2 separate regions of the Homo sapiens genome follow, and region 1 is linked to region 2. A link is a loop called in an ENCODE intact Hi-C map of the cell type or tissue named here. Cell type or tissue: PC-9. All regions are shown on one strand. Each heading gives the region's core, and the rest is flanking DNA. Links, peaks and the distances in the headings are about the cores only.

Region 1 (5,385 bases), core at 125-5,124, 510 kb before region 2:
CGTTTAAGGTTAATATTGTTACGTGTGAAATTGATCCTGTCATTATGATGTTAGCTGGTTATTTTGCTCGTTAGTTGATGCAGTTTCTTCCTAGCATCGATGTTCTTTACAATTTGGCATGTTTTTGCAGTGGCTTGTACCGGTTGTTTCTTTCCATGGTTAGTGCTTCTTTTAGGAGCTCTTCTTGTAAGACAGGCCTGGTGGTGACAAAATCTTTCAGCATTTGTTTGTCTGTAAAGGATTTTATTTCTCCTTCACTTATGAAGCTTAGTTTCGCTGGAATTGAAATTCTGGGTTGATATGAAATTCTTTTCTTTAAGAGCGTTGAATATTGGCCCCCACTGTCTTCTGGCTTGTAGAGTTTCTGCTGAGAGATCCGCTGTTAGCCTGATGGGCTTCCCTTTGTGGGTAACCCGACCTTTCTCTCTGGCTGCCCTTACATTTTTTCCTCCATTTCAACTTTGGTGAATCTGACAATTATGTGTCTTGGAGTTGCTCTTCTCGAGGAGCATCTTAGTGGTATTCTCTGTATTTCCTGAATTTGAATGTTGGCCTGCCTTGCTATGTTGGGGAAGTTCTCCTGGATAATATCCTGAAGAGTGTTTTCCAACTTGGTTCCATTCTCCTCGTCACTTTCAGGTATACCAATCGGACGTAGATTTGGTCTTTTCACATAGTCCCATATTTCTTGGAGGCTTTGTTCATTTTTTTTTACTCTTTTTTCTCTAAACTTCTCTTTTTGTTTCATTTCATTCATTTGCTCTTCAATCCCTGACACCCTTTCTTCCACTTGATCAAATCGGCTACTGAAGCTGGTGCATGCATCATGTAGTTCTCGTGGTATGGTTTTCAGCTCCATTGGGTCATTTAAGGTCTTCTTTACACTGTTTATTCTAGTTAGCCATTCATCTAATCTTTTTTCAAGGTTTTTAGCTTCTCTGCAATGGGTTCGAACATCCTCCTTTAGCTTAGAGAAGTTTGTTATTACCAATCGTCTGAAGCCTTCTTCTCTCAACTTGTCAAAGTAATTCTCCATCCAGCTTTGTTCTATTGCTGGAGAGGAGCTGCATCCCTTTGGAGGAGAAGAGGCACTCTGATTTTTAGAATTTTCGGCTTTTCTGCTCTTGTTTCTCCCCATCTTTGTGATTTTATCTACCTTTGGTCTTTGATGATGGGGACACACAGATGGGGTTTTGGTGTGGATGTCCTTTCTGTTTGTTAGTTTTCCTTCTAACAGTCATGACCCTCAGCTGCAGGTCTGTTGGAGTTTGCTGGAGGTCCACTCCAGACCCTGTTTGCCTGGGTATCACCAGCAGGGGCTGCTGAACAGCAAATATTGCAGAACAGCAAATGTTGCTGCCTGATCCTTCCTCTGGAAGCTGCGTCTCAGAGGGACACCTGGCTGTATGAGGTGTCAGTCGGCCCCTACTTGGAGGTGTCTCCCAGTTAGGCTACTTGGGGATCAGAGACCCACTAGAGGAGGCAGTCTGTCCATTCTCAGATCTCAAACTCTGTGCTGGGAGAACCACTACTGTCTTCAAATCTGTCAGACAGCTTTGAAGTCTGCAGAAGTTTCTGCTGCCTTTTGTTCAGCTATGCCCTGCCCTTAGAGGTGGAGTCGACAGAGGCAGGCAGGCCTCCTTGAGCTGCGGTGGGCTCCACCCAGTGCAAGCTTCCCGGCTGCTTTGTTTATCTACTCAAGCCTCAGCAATTGCGTACGCCCCTTCCCCAGCCTCACTGCCGCCTTGCAGTTCGATCTCAGACTGCTGTGCTCTCAGCGAGCGAGGCTCCTTGGGCATGGGACCCTCCGAGCCAGGCGCGGGATATAATCTCCTGGTGTGCCATTTGCTTAGACCATTGGAAAAGTGCAGTATTAAGGTGGGAGTGCCCCGATTTTCCAGGTACCATCTGTCACGGCTTCCCTTGGCTAGGAAAGGGAATTCCCTGACCCCTTGCGCTTCCTGGGTGAGGTGATGCCCCGCCCTGCTCTGTGGGCTGTACCCACTGTCCGACAAGCCCCAGTGAGATGAACCCATTACCTAAGTTGGAAATGCAGAAATCGCCCATCTTCTGCATTGCTCACACTGGAAGCTGTGGACTGGAGCTGTTCTTATTTGGCCATCTTAGAACCTCATGCCAACTGTCCTCCCTAATCTTTTATTATGCAGATGGGTTCTCTACCTGGCCTGTGCCTTGTTGCCTGTTCCTTTACTGTACATGTGATGACAAGAAAAGAAGATGGACCCTCCATGTTGAACATGCCTGGCCCTCAGGTAGCCCTTTTCTATTGGCACAGCTGCTGGCATTCATCTGTGCAAGCTTCCAGCTTGCTCATGTATGTCTGCAGCTCGATTTCTCAGGCTGCTCTTTGTTAGAAAAGAAATGATTTTTTGGGCTGCTTTTTGTTAAAATGGAAAATTCTGCCTATGACTCTGTTGTCCTTACTATCTGCCTAAATAATTTATTTCTATGTCCTGTATCACTGGATTCCCCCCACCTACCAAGTTGTTCTTAAAAACTGCTCCCTGAATGCTCTAAGAGACTGATTTGAGTTTTGAATAAAACTCTGGACTCCCACACAGCTGCCTCTGCATGAGTTACTCTTTCTCTATTGCAATTTCCCTGTCTTGATATATTGGCTCTGTCTAGGCCTTGGGCAAGGTGAACCTGTTGGGTGGTTACATTCTCACTGTTATAATTTTTCAAAGGTGATTTCAGTCATGCCACCATCAGTGTAGGTCTCACCTGGGAGATTGTTAGAAATGTAGAATCCTGGACCCAGTGAATATGAATCTGCAGTTTTAAAAGATCTCCAGGTAATACATAGATGAATTAAAGTTTTAGAGCTAATGCTATAAGTGACATGGCTTCTTGATAAGTTATTTTCCGATTTTCAATCTGAGGTCCCCTGGGCTGCCTGCATGGATGTGTGGATAGGGGTTGAGGAAAAGGATGAACATTGGTGTTTCTCTTCAAGAGTTTGAATTTGATGTTTGTTTGCACACTTCAATGTATCTGTATATTTTAAAAAGTGGAGCAGTTATTCCTAGAGTGAAACTTTTGTATTCACCTAGAAAATCCATTTCAACTATCTGAGTTAGTTTACCAACAGTTCCCAGAAGAGGGCGCTGCAATGCCTTTCTTTTTCTGTCCTTACACCTGTGTACTGAAGTCAGAAACTAATTGATGAAATGTTTAAATCCACATTATTTCATTGGAGGTACCAATACTTGTATTTGCTAAGTAGATATTCTTTTCTTTACTTTGTAGATGAGTAAACAGGAAGACTGAACTGTTTCTCAACTCCCAAATTCAGGCTTCTTTCAAAATCTACAGTATCATTGGGGGCTGTTATACCAGGACACATGGAGGTGAAGAACTAAAGCAAAATCGTGTCTACTTCACAGTTTTGCCTAAGGCTGGGCTTAATTCTTAAAAAGGTAGCTCTGCTCTTAGTTGAGTGGTCTGGCTAAATTCAAGCAGATTAAACCAGTGTTTATTGTGTTGCTTTGCTAAAAGCCTTTTAGCTGCTTTCAACACAAAATGTTATCCATATTGCTTAGACTTTGCAAACGTAAATAAAATATTCTGTTATGAGTTTTGCAAGAATTTTGAGGGTGAGTTAATGTCAAGGTACCTCTGAACAAGATTTTATACATGTATAGGATGAACGGGACTGCCTTGATGTTCCCCTCAACTTGACTAAACTTTAGACAGATTTCTCCCTGACGTATCACTCCTTTACTTCTCTTTTCTTAGATTGTTTACTTTAGAAAACTTCCCACTATAAATTCTTTCTGTCTTCTTATTTGAGATTTAAATTTTTCTCTAGCCTTTTATCGGTTTTGCAACCCAGGAATATCTTTCTCAAAGACCTGGGAGCCATTTCTTTGAAAAATAATCATCAAGAAAAATAGTTCCCTTATCTTCCCATCTCTGTGGGAGGGTAGTACTCTAACTTCCATATGTGCCAGTTAGCAAATACAGATGGCCTAATCATGTTGACCCACCTTCCCCACTAATATTCTCCAGAACTTTTTCACTAGCATACTCCAGCCTTTACAATCTCTCCTGCTTTTTGTTCAACAGATTTGAATACAGTCTCTCTTTCTTATTGGAACAGGCTTGACACCTATTGCAACAATTTTGAATAAAGTCTTCCTTGCCTATTTAACTTTGTCCAATGCAATTTTTCTTTGAGAATAGCCTACAGAGATTCAAATACAATAAGGTTATTGTATTAGCTACTTGCATACTACTAGCATTCTTTATGACTCATTATTAGAAAATAATAAGTGCAATTGAGGAATATGGGTATTTTTCCTCTACAATTGAAACCACTGAAAAGTAATCCTATAAACAAAGTAGCCCCTGTCCAATGTCTTTCCCTTATATCTTCCTAAAACACATTATTCTACTGTTCTTCCCACTTCAAGGGCCACAGTTTCTCATTTGCTGACTTTTCCTGTGTTTTCCTCTAAATGCAAAATTAAGATTTTATTCTTGGCTCACTTCACTTCTGTATTTACACAGGTACAGATGTGTAGATTAACAGATCTAGTTGTCGCTTCCACAGTTACCCTTCTGCAAACCTGTTCCACCTAGCAGTCAGAGGTATCTTCTAAAATATAAAAATGCAAAAGTATCTTTTCTCTGCTTGAAGTCCTTCAATAGCTCCTTTTTGCAGTTAGAGAAAAAAATGATACCCAAATCCTTCTCGCTGTTTAACAAGGTCCAATACAATCTAGCATCTTTACATGTCCTCAGCCTCAACCTTCACCACTCATCCTTCTCCACTTCTGCCTCCACTGCCATGTTGATCATATTAGATCCACAAGAACTTCTTTCCATTCCTAGCACATGCCAGGTTCCCCTTCCTTAGGCCCTTTGCTCCTGCTGTTCCCAAGGTAAGGAATGCTCATTCCTCAGATCTATTTTGGTTATGACAGCTGAAAGCTTTTTCCCAAAGATCTGGAACAAAACATGGATGGCTACTCTCATCACTCTTATTCAGCATAGTACTAGAAGCCCAGCCCAAGCAATTAGACAAGAGGGAAAAATACAGAAAATCTAAATTAGAAAGGAGGAAGTCAAATTGTTCCTGTTTTCCGATGACATAATCTTATATATAGAAAACTGGAAAGTCCACCAAAAAACTCTCAGAAAGGATACAAGAACTTAGTAAATTTTCAAGACACAAAGTTAAGACAGAAAAAATCTGTAATATTTCTATACACACACAATGAACTAGCTGAAAACAAAATCAAGAAGGCAATCCCATTTGCAATAGCTACACACACAAAAAAACCTAGGAATAAATTTAACCAAGGAAGTGAAAGATCTCTATGTTGTAGGAAAATCCAGGTTCTTGTCACATGACTAAGA
Region 2 (5,385 bases), core at 102-5,101:
GGCCTTCGCAGCCTCCATAACTAGTGTTGGCCCCCTGGACCCACTTTCTCTCTCAAACTGTCTTTTCTCATTCCTTTGACTCTGTTGGACTTCGTCACCCCCACGACCTGGTGTTGGGTCCGATCACCACAACAAAAAATTAGTCGGGCATGGTGGCATGTGCCTGTAGTCCCAGCTACTCAGGAGGTTGAGGCAGGAGGATCGCTTGAGCTCAGGAGATTAAGGCTGCAGTGAGCCGAGATCCTACCACTGCACTCCAGCCTGAGCTACAGGCTGTCTCAAACAAACAAGAAAAAAGAGCAAGACAAATCAAACAGAAGAGTATGAGGCATTGTCCTAAAAGACTTCCCTGGTAGTTTAACTTCAAGCTGCAGAGCATCCTGGCAATTAGTTTTAAGTAGAGGACAAAATAACTTGACATTTCTTTTTTCTTAGGAAGTCAGATTATAATGAAAATCTAAATTGACAGAGCCAAAAAATTCAAAAGATTCAGGAGAAGGGATTGTAGTCATGGCAATGAGAGGAGGAAAAAATAAAGAAGTACAACCAGGTATGTTAAGTAGTGAGAAAATGGAAAGAACAGTGTAGAAGATACACATGGAGGTTTTGTGATAAGGTAAGGAACCTAGAAATAATGTTGAGAAGGAAATAGGAAGAAAAAAAGGCAATTCAGGCTGGGGGTGGTGGCTCACGCCTGTAATCTCAGCAGTTTGAGAGGCTGAGGTAGGCAGATCTCTTGAGGTCAGGAGTTCGAGACCAGCCTGGCCAACATGGTGAAACCCTGTCTCTACTAAAAATACAAAAATTAGCTGGGTGTGGTGGCAGGTGCCTGTAATCCCGTTTGTACCCACAACAGGGACAGTCTATTTCAAGGGTGGATTTTACCCCCATGCCCATTGCTCAAGGGTCTCCTGAAACTATCTCGGGCAGTCAAAATGAAAATGGTCAGTTTGGGACTCAATGTCCTTGGTCAACTGCCTTGTTCCTGCTTCTTCCAGTTTAACTCACTGAACCCCAGGACTCCTTTTCCTTGAAAAGGTGGACATAGAAAACTTATAAATAGGCTATTTATGAGTTTATAAGTAAATTTCATATACAATAAATAAACAGCCTATTTATAAGTTTTCTATGTCCTCTTTTTTTAAAAAAGTGTTATTTCTTCTCCTCCCTCCTTTTCTTCTGACCATTTCAATACGATATTACACTTACTTCTTTTTCAAGAGTACAATCAGAGAAAAATTCAATTAAATGAATTTTAGAATTAATCCTGAAACCAAGTTTTGGTATTTTTAAACTTATCATTTACTTGAATTTTGAATTGTCTTTTTTCGGAGGGATGGAATCTCACTCTTCTGCCCAGGCTGGAGTGCAGTGGCGCCATCTTGGCTCACCACAAACTCTGCCTCCCGGGTTCAAGCGATTCTCCTTCGTCAGCCTCCCTAGTAGCTGGGAAAAGGAGTCCTGGGGTTCAGTGAGATAAAATGGAAGAAGCAAGAACAAGGCAGTTGACCAAGGACACTGAGTCCCAAATTGGCCATTTTCATCTTGACTGCAGGAGATAGTTTCAGGAGACTCTTGAGCAATGGCATGGAGGTAAAATCTACCCTCGAAATAGACAGTTCCTGTCGTGGGTACAAATGGAGAAACCTTGGAAGAGAAGAAAAAGCATCTCCAAATGTGGGAGTCAAGAAAAAAAATGGCATAGGAAGCAAAATTCAGCTGTGTATGTTTATTTGTTTGCTTTAGGTTACCTGTGGGTCATCCCTCTTTATTTTACCCATAGCGGCTCTGTGTTCCATTGCATTCACTTTTGTTACTTTATTGGACATCCATGTTTCAGTTCTGTATCCTATAACTCAGCATCATCTTTAGTAGAAAAATACAGCAGAATGTGATGCAGGACAGGCCAAACAGGAAGGTCTCTGGACTGTCCCAATATTGATTCAACCAGAGCATCTCTGATGTTGCTTTTTTGATAGGTGGAAATTTTATATACAATTTCATTTAGAAAAAAAGCAATTGAGCAATGAAAATATTTGGAAGCTAGTCACCTGACAAATTCCATTCACTTTTTAAAAGAGGGGTAACAGGCCGGGCACAGTGGCTCACACCTGTAATCCCAGCACTTTCGGAGGCCGAGGCGGGCAGATCACTTGAGGCCAGGTGTTCAAGACCAGCCTGGCCAACATGGCAAAACCCCATCTCTACTAAAAATACAAAAATTAGCAGGGCATGGTGGTACAGGCCCGTAATCCCAGCTGCTCGGGAGGTTGAAGCATGAATCCTTTGAATCCGGGAGGCAGAGGAGGCTGCAGTGAGCTGAGATCCTGACACTACACTCCAGCCTGGGCAACAGAGTAAGACTCTGTCTAAAAAAGCAAACAACAAAAAAAAAAGGTGGACACAGTGGCTCACACCTATAATCTAAGCACTTTGGGAAGTCTAGGTGGGTGGATAACCTGAGGTCAGGAGTTCGAGACCAGCCTGGCCAACATGGTAAAACCCCATCTCTACTGAAAATACAAAAATTAGCCAGGAATGGTGGCACGCCCCTGTAATCCCAGCTACTCGGGAGGCTGAGGTGAGAGAATTGCTTGAACACGGGAGGCAGAGATTGCACAATTGCACTCCAGCCTGGGCAACAGAGCGAGACCTCACCTCGAAACAAAATAAATAAATAAATAAATAAAAGAAACAGCTCAATATAGGTGAATTAAATTACATAAGAAGGAAAAAACTTCAAGTTACTTGTAGAGCTTGGAATTTCAGAGTCTACGTTCTACCCAGTAAATGCAGCATGTGGCATTGCTGCTTCTGACTCTGTCACTGATGGACTGTATGACTTTAGATATATTGTTTAATTTTCTATGCTTGCTTCTTCACCAGTAAAATGATAATGGGTCTTAAATCTCTGTTGGGATCCTTGTATGGCAAATAAGGTAAGTACAGAAAAACTGATAAAAATAGATTCCTTGTGGTGTTTGAGCTCAGCTAAGCCAGCATGAGTTAACCAAAATGATGTGGCAAAATCAGCAGGCATGAATGAGGTGACGGTGCCATCTGCTGCTTCGTTTTAGGAATTTCAAGGTAAGTTAGAGGAATTTAATCTATTTTATTCATTTGCAAGTAAAACTGAAAAATTTCTGCAGGCTAGACCTGTCTCATAATAAAAATGGCACTTTCATTCTGCTAAAAGGCATCTATGGTTCTTCATTCCTAAGGAATTATCATCATTAGGAGTTAGCTTCTATTAAGATCACCTGTTAGAGTTCAATAATTACCATGTACATTTATTTTTAATTTTAAATTTCTGCCACCATCAGTTCCTAGAAAGAAGGGAACATATCTTGCTCAGTACCAACTCCCAGTGCCTAGAGTGATGCACTGACTACATTAAATGGATGAATAAGATCATATAGCTAGCTATTTTTAATTTGTTTATTTTCTTCCTCCATACCACACTGTAGGCACCATGAGAACAGGTTCTAAGTATATTCATTACTGTCAACCCTGTTAGCACTAAAGAAAGAAGGTATTCACTAGAGCGTTGATAAATAAATGAATTAATTAATGAATAAACCAAAAATGAGAAAAAAACAATTCTAATCCATATATCTTTGTAAAAATAAGAGTGAAGGGGAAATCAAAATATCTGAAGTTGTTATTTTTTATCTAACTTACTGAAGTATATATTCAGCCTTTTAAAAATTACACAGCTGGTCAGGTGCAGTGCCTAACACCTGTAATCCCAGCACTTTGGGTGGCCCATGTGGGTTGATTGCTTGAGGCCAGGAGTTCGAGACCAGCCTGGCCAACATGGTGAAACCCTATCTCTACTAAAAATACAGAAATTAGCTGACATGGTGGTACATGCCTGTAGTCCCAGCTACTCGGGAAGCTGAGGCACAAGAATAGCTGGAACCCAGGAGGCGGAGGTTTCAGTGAACCAAGATCGTGCCACTGCATTCCAGCCTGGGCAACAGAGCAAGACCTTGTCTCAAAAAAAAAAAAAAGTACATAGTAGATATCCTGTAGCATTTTCAAAATATAACAAAGTAATAAGACAGGCATAAGTAATTATTTTAATTTGTAAAAGGTTTGGTATTTATTGTAAATAAATAAGACAGTGTTGTATAAGCTTACCGAAGGCAGACAATTTGATATTTATGAATATACTGAGATAGATTTCTGCTATCAGTATTATAGGATGCTTTACTGAATTTGAATTATTTATAATATTGCTATTGGATTGTATGTTATCTGAGAGTTGAGATACAAATTATCTATCAGCTGTGCTGTTAAAGGAGTAAAAGAACTAGGGAAGATCTGAGACATTTGACTGTTTGTTGGAATATAACATGGACCATTAAATTTAACTGTGTTGTCACCAAAGTTCAGTTTAATAATTATCAAAGCCCTCAGATTTCCTTATGGTCCACATACAAGTCAGATGGATGATACTCCTACTTAATTCTGTGCTTCCCAACTCTGTCAATGCTTAGAACTCCTCAATTCTTTTATATATATATGAATAACAATTAAAATATATGCATATGTAAAGAATAATATTAAAAATATACCCATATATTTTTAATTTACTTCCAGGAAACGAGTACTCCATCAGTAAAAATGGCACATTTTTACAGGTGTTATCCATCATGGGATGAGGGGGATCATGGAAAAGTGGAGATTAAGAGGATCTGGGAGATAAACACAGATGCAAAGGAAGTACATTTGAAGATATTAATATAAAGATGGAATGTCTTAAATTTGCTCATTTTACTTGTTACATTTTAAAAACTTGAACAGGCCTGGCGTGGTGACTCACGCCTGTAATCCTAGCACTTTGGGAGGCCAAGGCGGACGGATCACCTGAGGTCAGGAGTTCAAGACCAGCCTGGTCAACATGGTGAAACCCTGTCTCTACTAAAATACAAAAATTAGCCATGCATGATGGCGGGTGCTTGTAATCCCAGCTACTCGGGAGGCTGAGATGGGAGAATCGCTTGAACCCAGGAGATAGTGGTTGCATTGAACCAAGATCACGCCACTGCACTCCAGCCTGGATGGCTAAGTGAGACTCTGTCTCAAAAAAATAAATAAATAAATAAACAAGCAAAAAACCAAAAACAAAACAAACAAAAAAACCTTAAACAATAAATTCAGGAAAGTATACACATTCTGCTAAGCCAGCACAGCCCAAAGTTTACTGTATGAAATACTCTAAGGTAATTGGATATTTGAAATTACATTCACTTATATACCATCTGTTCCCATACCAACTCAAGTTTTCTTTCAGAGCCCCAATAAACCTCAGACAAATCTCCACAATTAAAAAAAAAAAAACTGCAGAAATGCTGGATGTTACTTTTTATGGTTAGTAAA

What was found. Hi-C counts contacts between places; a loop is a spot of excess contacts. Peaks named below come from ENCODE experiments on the same cell type or tissue, not always from the same donor. Only the 100,000 strongest peaks of a DNase experiment are listed, where the experiment ranks them.
Region 1: a loop joins it to region 2, with 11 times the contacts of the local background. A loop is called at or near these places in 4 of 110 quality-filtered maps.

The regions. Positions count from the first base shown.
Region 1 is chr12:9,631,257-9,636,641 of GRCh38, forward strand. It overlaps the pseudogene LOC374443. Among named protein-coding and RNA genes, the nearest start is that of KLRB1, 26 kb to the left of the region's middle. In PC-9, for the core only: a CTCF peak has its summit at 3,111 (motif pointing right); a DNase peak (open chromatin) is centred at 3,195.
Region 2 is chr12:10,137,151-10,142,535 of GRCh38, forward strand. No RefSeq gene overlaps it. Among named protein-coding and RNA genes, the nearest start is that of CLEC7A, 9.6 kb to the left of the region's middle. In PC-9, for the core only: CTCF peaks have their summits at 3,059 (motif pointing left) and 3,263; no DNase peak of the experiment used is centred there.